Regions from separate parts of the Mus musculus genome. Here region 1 is linked to region 2. A link is a loop called in an ENCODE intact Hi-C map of the cell type or tissue named here. Cell type or tissue: gastrocnemius. All regions are shown on one strand. Links, peaks and the distances in the headings refer to the core of each region. The heading gives the core; the rest is flanking DNA. Region 1 has its middle 51 kb from the start of Gm26016. Region 2 holds the start of Popdc3 (popeye domain containing 3).

Region 1 (4,393 bases), core at 329-4,328, 72 kb before region 2:
CCTCTAGAAACCAGGGCACCCTTATGGTCTTCTGTGGCATCTACAAACACTACTTGTGCAGAGGGTATTGACAGAAGTTAGGAAATAAAATAGCACGTTCTAATGCAAAAATCAATAAACTTGATGGAAGGAAAATGATTATCAGTTTGAAAAGGATATACAGCAAAAGTCTGTCAACTGAAGTATTCATCAAAAAATCCAACTTTTTATCATAAGGGATATAATATTTTTGTTGGCTCTTGTCCAAATAATTGCTTTGTGTAAGACCTGCCTAGAATTATCAATTCCTGAACCATATGCCAGTATGGAGTGATGACCTTTTTTGGACTGATAGAGAGATGTATTCATTCTAGTGGTTTCTCCACTCGGAGCAACCCTGTGGGGATGTTGAAAGAAGGTGTTACTATTTATGGAGAAACAGCATAGGTATTTAAGATATGCTGAAGTTGAGCTTCCCTAAGTGCATTTGCCACCAGCCGTCATGTTCTATGTGTAGGCTCAGTACATTCTCTAGGGGATGCAGGATCAGTATTCCTCTTAAGAATATCAATTAGGGCTGGAGAGATGGCTCAGCAGTTAAGAGGACTGGCTGATCTTCTAAAGGTCCTGAATTTAATTCCCAGCAAGCACTTGGTGGCTCACAACCATCTATACTGGGATCCAATGCAGGTGTACATGCAGATAGAATACTAGCATACATAAAATAAATTAATCTTGGGGCTGGTAAGATGGCTCAGTAGTTAAGAGCACTGACTGCTCTTCCAGAGGTCCTGAGTTCAATTCCAAGCAACCACATGGTGGCTCACAACCATCTGTAATGGGATCCAATGCCCTCTTCTGGTTTGCCCTAAGACAGTGAAAGTGTGCTCACATACACCAAATAAATAAATCTTGAAAAAAAAATTGGAGGGCTGGAGAGATGATGGCTCAGCAGTTAAGAGCACTGACTGCTCTTCCAAAAGTTCTGAGTTCAATTCTCAGCAACCACATGGTGACTCACAACCATCTGTAATGGGATCCAATGCCTTCTTCTGATGTGTCTGAAGATAGCAGCAGTGTGTTCATGTATGTAAAATAAATAACTAAATTAAAAAAAATAAAAACAAAGGTTGCAGTTGTGGTGTGGGAAATTCTAACCTATGTCTAGCCCAATCTAAATGTTTTAGCCATTTTTGAAAACCATTTCAAGTTCTTAAGGTGTCCTTCCTAGCTTCCACCCTATAAAGACTTTATAAACTTTCCTAAATATAAAATTGGAGTAATATGATGATTTTTATGGGCCTGTAATCAATCCATGAGTTAATCTATTTTTTTAACTTCAGCAGACAAACCTTCCAGAAATCTGTTATTTTCAGCAGGAAGCAGAGCAGCATCCATATAATGTATAACAAAAGCATCAAGAAACATCAGTTTCTTTTTAAAGCAATAGCAACAAATTTTTGACATAGTTGAAGCACCTTCTGCCCTTGAAGGGCCACATCCATAGATAGCCCCTTGAGTATACGAAGGTCTAATATCAGCACAGAGGTAGATGTAGTCATTAATCTCTCCTTTCTTTCAAAAGGGATAGAAGGTAGTCCGGCAGGGAGCATTAGCATTCTCATATGCCAGTTGCTTGACAATAAGACCTCTCCTTCCTGTCCACTGACCATTCGGTGACTGACTGGGAAACAAAATCTTGATATGACTCATCGAGCCTCTGGCTAATTTTAGAAAGTTCCTCTGCCTTCCTCCAGGTTCTGGTAACTTACACGGTGCTTGCAGTGCCAAAGCACTAAGCCTCAGAGGACATGAAATCGCCTGTTGAGCATTGCTATCCATGTCTTCTCCTGACATCTTAAAAGTTATAGGCACATTAGTTTGCTCCTTTCTAATAGCTTCGTCTTGACATCTCTCGTCCTCCACAGTAAATATTCACCCACTAAGACAAGCTTTTGCTATGATCTTCCAGTCAGAGGGAACAGAGACAGACTCAAGGTTATACAATCTATAGGGAGCAGTTAACCCATATTGAGAGTAGGCCTACCTAAGATCTCTAAGAGTCTTAAATGAAATGGGTATATAATGTTTAACTCGCTGTTCTGCATTATTAGGATTGCATATTTCAATCTCTGGGGAAAAAAGAGAATCCCTCAAGGTCCTCTCCCATCTGCAGGGCTTGATACTGAGCCTCTTGCATCAGAGACCTATATGATGGTTTAAAAGGAACTGACTGTCTCATTGAGTTCACACATTAGTGAAGGTAGGGGTGATGTGGGTGTTTCCGTGTTATCAGGAGCTGCACTTGATAGATCCGGGTTAGGAGGGGAGGGAGTTGGAGCAGGAGGTAAAGAGGCAAAGTCACCAAAAGGAGAACGACAACCAGGTTGAACTTCAGGTTCTAATTTTTCTTCTATTCTCGGTGTTAGTTGGCTTTTTCCTAGTCACCTGCCACGCGCTCTGGTCGAGTCAGCTTGACAAGCCGAGAGGCTTGGAAGCTACTCACTGAGGCAGAAGAGTTTCACAGAAACTCATTCCTGGAGTCTGGCGTTCTCTCTAACCCATACATTAATTTTCCATTCCTGTGTTAGTCTAGTGTATAAATCCACGTGCTCTCTCTTAGTATTATCCTATTATAAGTGCCTTTTAAGATTGAATTGTGACATAGCTAAAGCCAGTGTTCCAACAGTCCTAGAATGTCCTTGAGCAAGACCTTGGGCTTGGAATTCAGTACTGCCCCTGGTATTACACTATCACTTTGAATAAAAGTTAGGTCACTGCCCTTCACAGGAATCTACCATCACCAAGGAAGAAAGAAGTTTCTGACCGTAGGAGAGACCAGAATAGATACTTAGAACTATAGCTGAGTTACACCCATATACAGGAATTTACAATGGTTTAGGAAGTAGATTGGGCTGTGGTTTTAGAGTACTGCATTATTCATGTGATGGTTAGCTAGAACGGAACTCCCTAGTTAGAACCATGACTTGGGTGTGAAAGCCCTTGCCCTAGGAGTGAAAAGATCTCACACCTGGCTTCTAAGACTATAGCTGACCTTAGATAGGGCTGACTTTGTCTCAGTTATTTTATTGCCCAGTTCCTACCAGTCTTTGCGTTTTCATTCCTCTGTTCTGTGTAAGAGTCATTAAGCATCCGATTACCTCTTTGTACCTTGCTGGTGTGTCACCCAACTTCCTTATTGTCTTCTGCATAAAAAGTCCGATGCTTGATTTGACAAATTACATTCAGATCCTACACAACCTCTCCTGTGTGCATCTATCTGTCAATTCATCCGACGCTTTGCCCACCCGCGACTAGAGACCCGTTCCACGCAGACAAAGGGGCCCAGAGGGTCTGCGGCAGTCACCCTCATCTCTCATTTAATTGTCACTTCTATCAGCTACTGTTTTTATTTCTTTCCAGAGCTGAAAAGCATTGCTAGGAATTTCCTCTGGTTCTCTTGTATCTAATCTCCCTGAGCTGCTCATTGGTCCTACTGGGATCAAGTTCTGGAATCCAGAGATCCCTCCTCAGAGACAGAAGCCTGAAGTTTGCTGATGAACTCCACGAATTTCATCAACTGATGGTGTCCTGATTTAACTTTTCCAGCAACAAAGCCAGGCGTGATGGTGCATGCCTTTAATCCCAGCATTCGGGAGGCAGAGGCAGGCGGATTTCTGAGTTCGAGGCCAGCCTGGTCTACAAAGTGAGTTCCAGGACAGCCAGGGCTATACAGAGAAACCCTGTCTCAAAGAAAATAAAAACAAAAAAACAAAAAACCAACCAACCAACAAACAAACAAAAACTTTTCCAGCAACAAAATTCACAGAACTGCAAACAAGTGTCGTTCCTTTGACCTTGCCTGACCCGTTTGTACCTGCAATGCCTTCTGCCTTGTTACACTTGTGTGTACACCACGACCAGGAGGTCTTCACCTTAAGTATTTGTTATTCTTAAATTTCTGTATTTCAGATCCCCGTTCTAGAGTCACTTGTAAACACCAGTGTTTACTTACCAACCAGGGTCTCCTGATATCATGAGTGGGAATGAAAACCAGACCAGATTGGAGGGGTCTCAGTAAGGCTGAAGCTAAGAAAAGTTTATTTCAAGCAATCAGACTTTTTATACACTTATTGAAAACAGAATATAATGGTGGTTGTCAGGAGATGATGACAGTTGCAAGCAAAATAAGGTAGAGAAGATTCATGTCTAACTCTGTTTGTTGTGCCAAACTTGTAGATGTTTCACTGACTTCTAAGGAAACAGAGACACACAGGTGGTCTGAATGCTTCGCTGCCCGAGGGAGTGCCTCAGTTTCTCAGGAACCAAAAGGCAATGTCCCCGGAGCCCTGAACTCTAACATCAAAAATCTATGATGCATGCTTCACAGGGCAGTGAGACCAGGCCAACTCTG
Region 2 (4,393 bases), core at 217-4,216:
CGGCAGCGTGGTGGACCTCCAGGATTGTGCCGCTTATTCTAACAGCAGGTCCCACCTGCACTCCAGAAGAAACATAGAACATAGTAGCCACCAGAATCTGTCACACAGCATAACTTTATTGCTTCTAAGCTTTCAAACTTAACATTATGAATATAATCCCAGCAATTTCAAACACAGGACGCTCATACAATCGAGCACAAATCCAGAATGCATCTGACATAAACTTTCATGGCTTTCTTACTTCTCTAGCCTTCTTTCTTTTCTCCAGATAAATTTGAACACTGGAGCAAATTCCAAAGTGGTGAGTGGGAACAAAGGCCGGGAAGTCAAATGGTTTCCAGCCGTCCATGGTACAGAAACTGGGATGCTTGGCCTTTGTTCTTGTCATCTCTAGTCTTGGTTTCGTGGTCGTTCTGAGGCTTAAAACGGATTCCGATTACTCAATAAATAATGTTTGTCATGGGGACCAAAAAGATGGCCCAGATTGGCCCAGATGGCCAAGCTTGATGATCCACGTTGGATCCGCAGAACCCATGAAAAGGTGGAATAAGAGGAACCTCTTACACAAAGTTGTCCTCTGTCCTCCAGTCCCCTCTGCACAGCAGACACATAAACAGTGATAATACATGTTTTTAAAACTAGAAAAATGAGCTGAGTGTGATGTACACTCCTTGAATCCCAGCACTGGGGAGGCAGAGGCAGAGGCAGAGGCAGAGGCAGAGGCAGAGGCAGAGGCAGAGGCAGAGGCAGAGGCAGAGGCAGAGGCAGAGGCAGAGGCAGAGGCAGAGGCAGAGGCAGAGGCAGAGGCAGAGGCAGAGGCAGAGGCAGAGGCAGAGGCAGAGGCAGAGGCAGAGGCAGAGGCAGAGGCAGAGGCAGAGGCAGAGGCAGAGGCAGAGGCAGAGAGGCAGAGGCAGAGAGGCAGAGGCAGGTGGATCCCTTTGAGTTTGTGGCCAGTCTAAACCATATAGTGAGTTTCAGAACAGCCAGGGCTGTGTGGAGGGACCCAGTCTCAAAACAAGAAAGCAAGCAAACAAACAAACAAACAAAGTAACTACTAAATCAATCAAACAAACAAACAAATAAACAAATTAACTAACTAATAAAATAAATTACCTAATAAAACAAATAAAAAACACGAGAAAAAAAAATGTCCTTCTTGGAGTCATCTCTACCAGAATGGTTATATAAAATGAAAATCAGCAAAAAGGATGGCACTGAAATCTTTAAGTTGTGTGTCTCATTTTTCCTCCTTTGGTCAGGTCCAAAGGAAACTCAGAGTTAACTGCGGTGCTATTAGCATATCAAAGCACTGTCTCCACCTTGCAAGTACCTGCTAGCATCCTGGCTAGTCTCAGCTCTTCTCACCCCACCCTCCACCCTAAACTTCTTTACCCCTGCTTTCCTTCGCCCAGCTGCGTGTTCCTACAGGATCCTGACATTTTGGTCGTTCCTTCTCTTGGCTTTTAGCTCTCCGCGATCTTTATCTACGTCTTCTCTGTCTTCTCTTCTTCTCTTCCTCACCCCCACCCCATGTGCCACCTTCGCATGGCCTGGTTCAGTCTGTGGCTCATATTCAGTGTTCTACAAACTCTCCCTGTTCTAGACTCTTTCAGATGCCTCGGGCTATACTCCCGCTAGTATCTACAGTAAAAACCTCCTCAAACACGACTTGGAAAGGTCATGCCCGTATTTATTCACAGTTACCACGTAGTTTGGTCTACTGAAGAAAATAAAAACCTCATAGAGGCAAAAATGCATGTGACACTTGCTTTAAATTGCCCCTCCCCCCCTTTTTCCTATTATTTGAACTTATGTGGCATTTGTGTTTTGTCTTTTATGATCTATGTCCTTTATCTTTTTTTTCCCCCTTTAACCAACCTATTTACTCACAAATAAACACTGCCCCTTTTCTGCCCAGTACACATATATATCCCACACCTCTCTGGTGATTTTTCTTGTCTGTGGCCGGGTGAGAAGGCAGATAGTTGCTTCCCGTGCTGGTGCTCACCTCCATCACTCTCCACCAAGGGTAGCCCAGGGTCTGGGCCGAAGACTGGTTACCATGAGTCTTTACCAACTTAGAGCCTCGCGAGTTCCGCACCCTGCTGGCACCCGCTGGCTGCCCGCCTGCCTCGGAGCGCGCGCCCGAGCCCGTCCCCGCCGCTGGGAGCGGCTCTGATCGGCTGCGCCCTGCTTGAGCGGGCGCGGGAGGACGCGTCCGGGATCCCGGCGGGTGCGGGCGGGCAGCGGGGCGAGAGCGGTTCGGACCGTGGGTTTTCGAGTCACCAGAGCCGCCTGCCACTGCTCACTCGGCTGGAAAGTTCTACGGGCTCCATCGGGAGCGTCGTGAAGGCCGGGAAGGTAAGCTGAGAGCCGCGCGGGAGTGGCAGCCCAGCAACTTCGCAGGGCTGCCCGGACCGGGAACGGGGAAAGGCTCAGACCCCCGTTGCGCGTCCCCTCTGTGCGCGCCCTGGAGCCCGGTGCGCGCCGCGTGGCTTGCAGCTCCCCTAGGGATCGCGGGAGAGCGAGCGGTCCTCCCCCCAACGAAGCTGCCAGACCAGTGCTCCAGAACCTTCGCGGCGCCCTAGGCACCTGGTGCCCCAAGGAAAATATTTCGAGAGGAAAAGCAGATCCTGGGGCCCTGGCAGGTGTGCGTTTCACCATGGGCGAGTCATGCCCTGTAACACTTTCCTTTCCAAGACTAAGACCCCAACTGGGGTCTGTGCAGTTAGGGCGTGTGGTAGGTGCTGGGGTCAAAGGGCAGCTAGACTCTGACCTGCTTTCTGTACTTGGAGATCCCCTTGCCAGAGAAAGAACGACATTTATACACCCCACATGTCATCTCATCATCAAGATTGGTTTTAGCGGTTTAGTTTTGAGAGTCTGTATTGTAGGAAAGGATCAAAGACAGTGTCAAAATGCAGTACAAAGATCGAGGGGGAGAAATTTCAGCCAGGTAACATCTGGGGAAAGTGAAAAAGAAAAAAAGAAAAAGAAAAAAATACTAAAAGGATAAACATTTAATAAATTAATGGAAAGTAGGTTTAGAATCCCACTTTTAAAAGAAAATTGAATCAAAAATAACAAAATTACCCACCCTCCTGATGTTTCTGTTTCAATTTGCACGCTTGCAAAAGTGCAATTAAACTTAGTGACAGCCTTGGAAAAAGTATTATTGGTGCCTGTTGTTGTTGCCTTTTGTGACTATTTTGTTTCCCTGCTCATTTTTTAATTCTAAAATCTATTGCACGAAATATTTATTCTAAGCTAGTACAGTAATTAGGTGTTGTCCTTCATGGTAGAAAACAACAGCAACAGAGCTATAGACACAAACAAAAAAAATGGACCTCAGTTTCCCCATTTGCAAAAATAAAGGGATTAATTGGTTCCAGTTTCCAAATAACCCGAGGTTCTTCTGTCCTGGAAAATCTGTGTGTGGTCTTCAATAGTTTGAGATACTAAGCCAAACTGAAATCTAAAGCATTCTCTGTTGTCAAAACTTTATGGTTAAACAGGAGGCATTCAATAGTTAAGCTTATTAATCCAATTAGTTTTTCAAAATAGCTGAATCATTGTGTAGCCTGTGCTTGAGAATGCTTTCGTTCGTTCTATGCTGTTGATGTCACAGGAAGCCAAGATCCCAGAGTACAATCTTCAAGGCTCACGTGGACAGCTACAGCCCCTCTGTCTGCTCTTTCTGACCAGGAGAATCTGGAAGCATTCGCTATGATGTGTAACAAAGCAGATTTCAAAACTGCTTTGGAAAATGTCTATGATGGATATGCAAACCTGTTGAGGGTTTTTTTTTTTTTTTTTGTAATTATACTGTTCAGCTAGGGTTATGAGTGATACAGAGTTTGATTGAATTTACCTGTGGAAAAGAGGAACATATTAAATTACTAATTACATTTTTTAAAGGAAAGAGGGAAAAATCCTCCTTTATCTAAGTATAGAAATTGGGTAAAATATGTTAATGGAAAAATTATTATTGGTATTAACTAAAATAAATAACTAGAACTTGATGGATTAAATCACCTGGAGTACAACCATGGAGAGTCCTCCTCCAGCCCAGGGAGTCCTCCTCCAGCCAGGAGATGGGTTAAATCACCTACAGTATAACCATGGGGAGGCCTCCTCCAGCCCAGGGAGTCCTCCTCCAGCCCAGGGAGTCCTCCTCCAGCCAGGAGATGGGTTAAATCTCCTGCAGTATAACTGTGGAGAGTCCTCCTCCAGCCCAGGGAGTCCTTCTCCAGCCCAGGGACTCCTTCTCCAGCCTAGGGACTCCCCCTCCAGCCAGGAGGATCCAGGGCTAATTCACACAGATCTACAGTGACTTGTTACTTTGTGTTCTTTAACAGAAATAACCCCCTGAGGCTGTCACACTGAGATTGGC

The links. Hi-C counts contacts between places; a loop is a spot of excess contacts. Peaks named below come from ENCODE experiments on the same cell type or tissue, not always from the same donor. Only the 100,000 strongest peaks of a DNase experiment are listed, where the experiment ranks them.
Region 1: a loop joins it to region 2, with 2.7 times the contacts of the local background. A loop is called at or near these places in 2 of 42 quality-filtered maps.

What each region holds. Positions count from the first base shown.
Region 1 is chr10:45,215,162-45,219,554 of GRCm38, forward strand. No RefSeq gene overlaps it. Among named protein-coding and RNA genes, the nearest start is that of Gm26016, 51 kb to the right of the region's middle. In gastrocnemius, for the core only: no CTCF peak of the experiment used is centred there; no DNase peak of the experiment used is centred there; H3K4me3 peaks cover 323 bases; H3K27ac peaks cover 2,413 bases.
Region 2 is chr10:45,287,215-45,291,607 of GRCm38, forward strand. Popdc3 (popeye domain containing 3) reads left to right here and starts at 2,091. Exons shown (of 4, transcript NM_024286.1): 1 at 2,091-2,361. Gm15934 (predicted gene 15934) reads right to left here and starts at 2,202. Exons shown (of 2, transcript NR_155869.1): 1 at 2,009-2,202; 2 at 97-419. In gastrocnemius, for the core only: no CTCF peak of the experiment used is centred there; DNase peaks (open chromatin) are centred at 2,161 and 2,450; H3K4me3 peaks cover 3,081 bases; H3K27ac peaks cover 2,991 bases.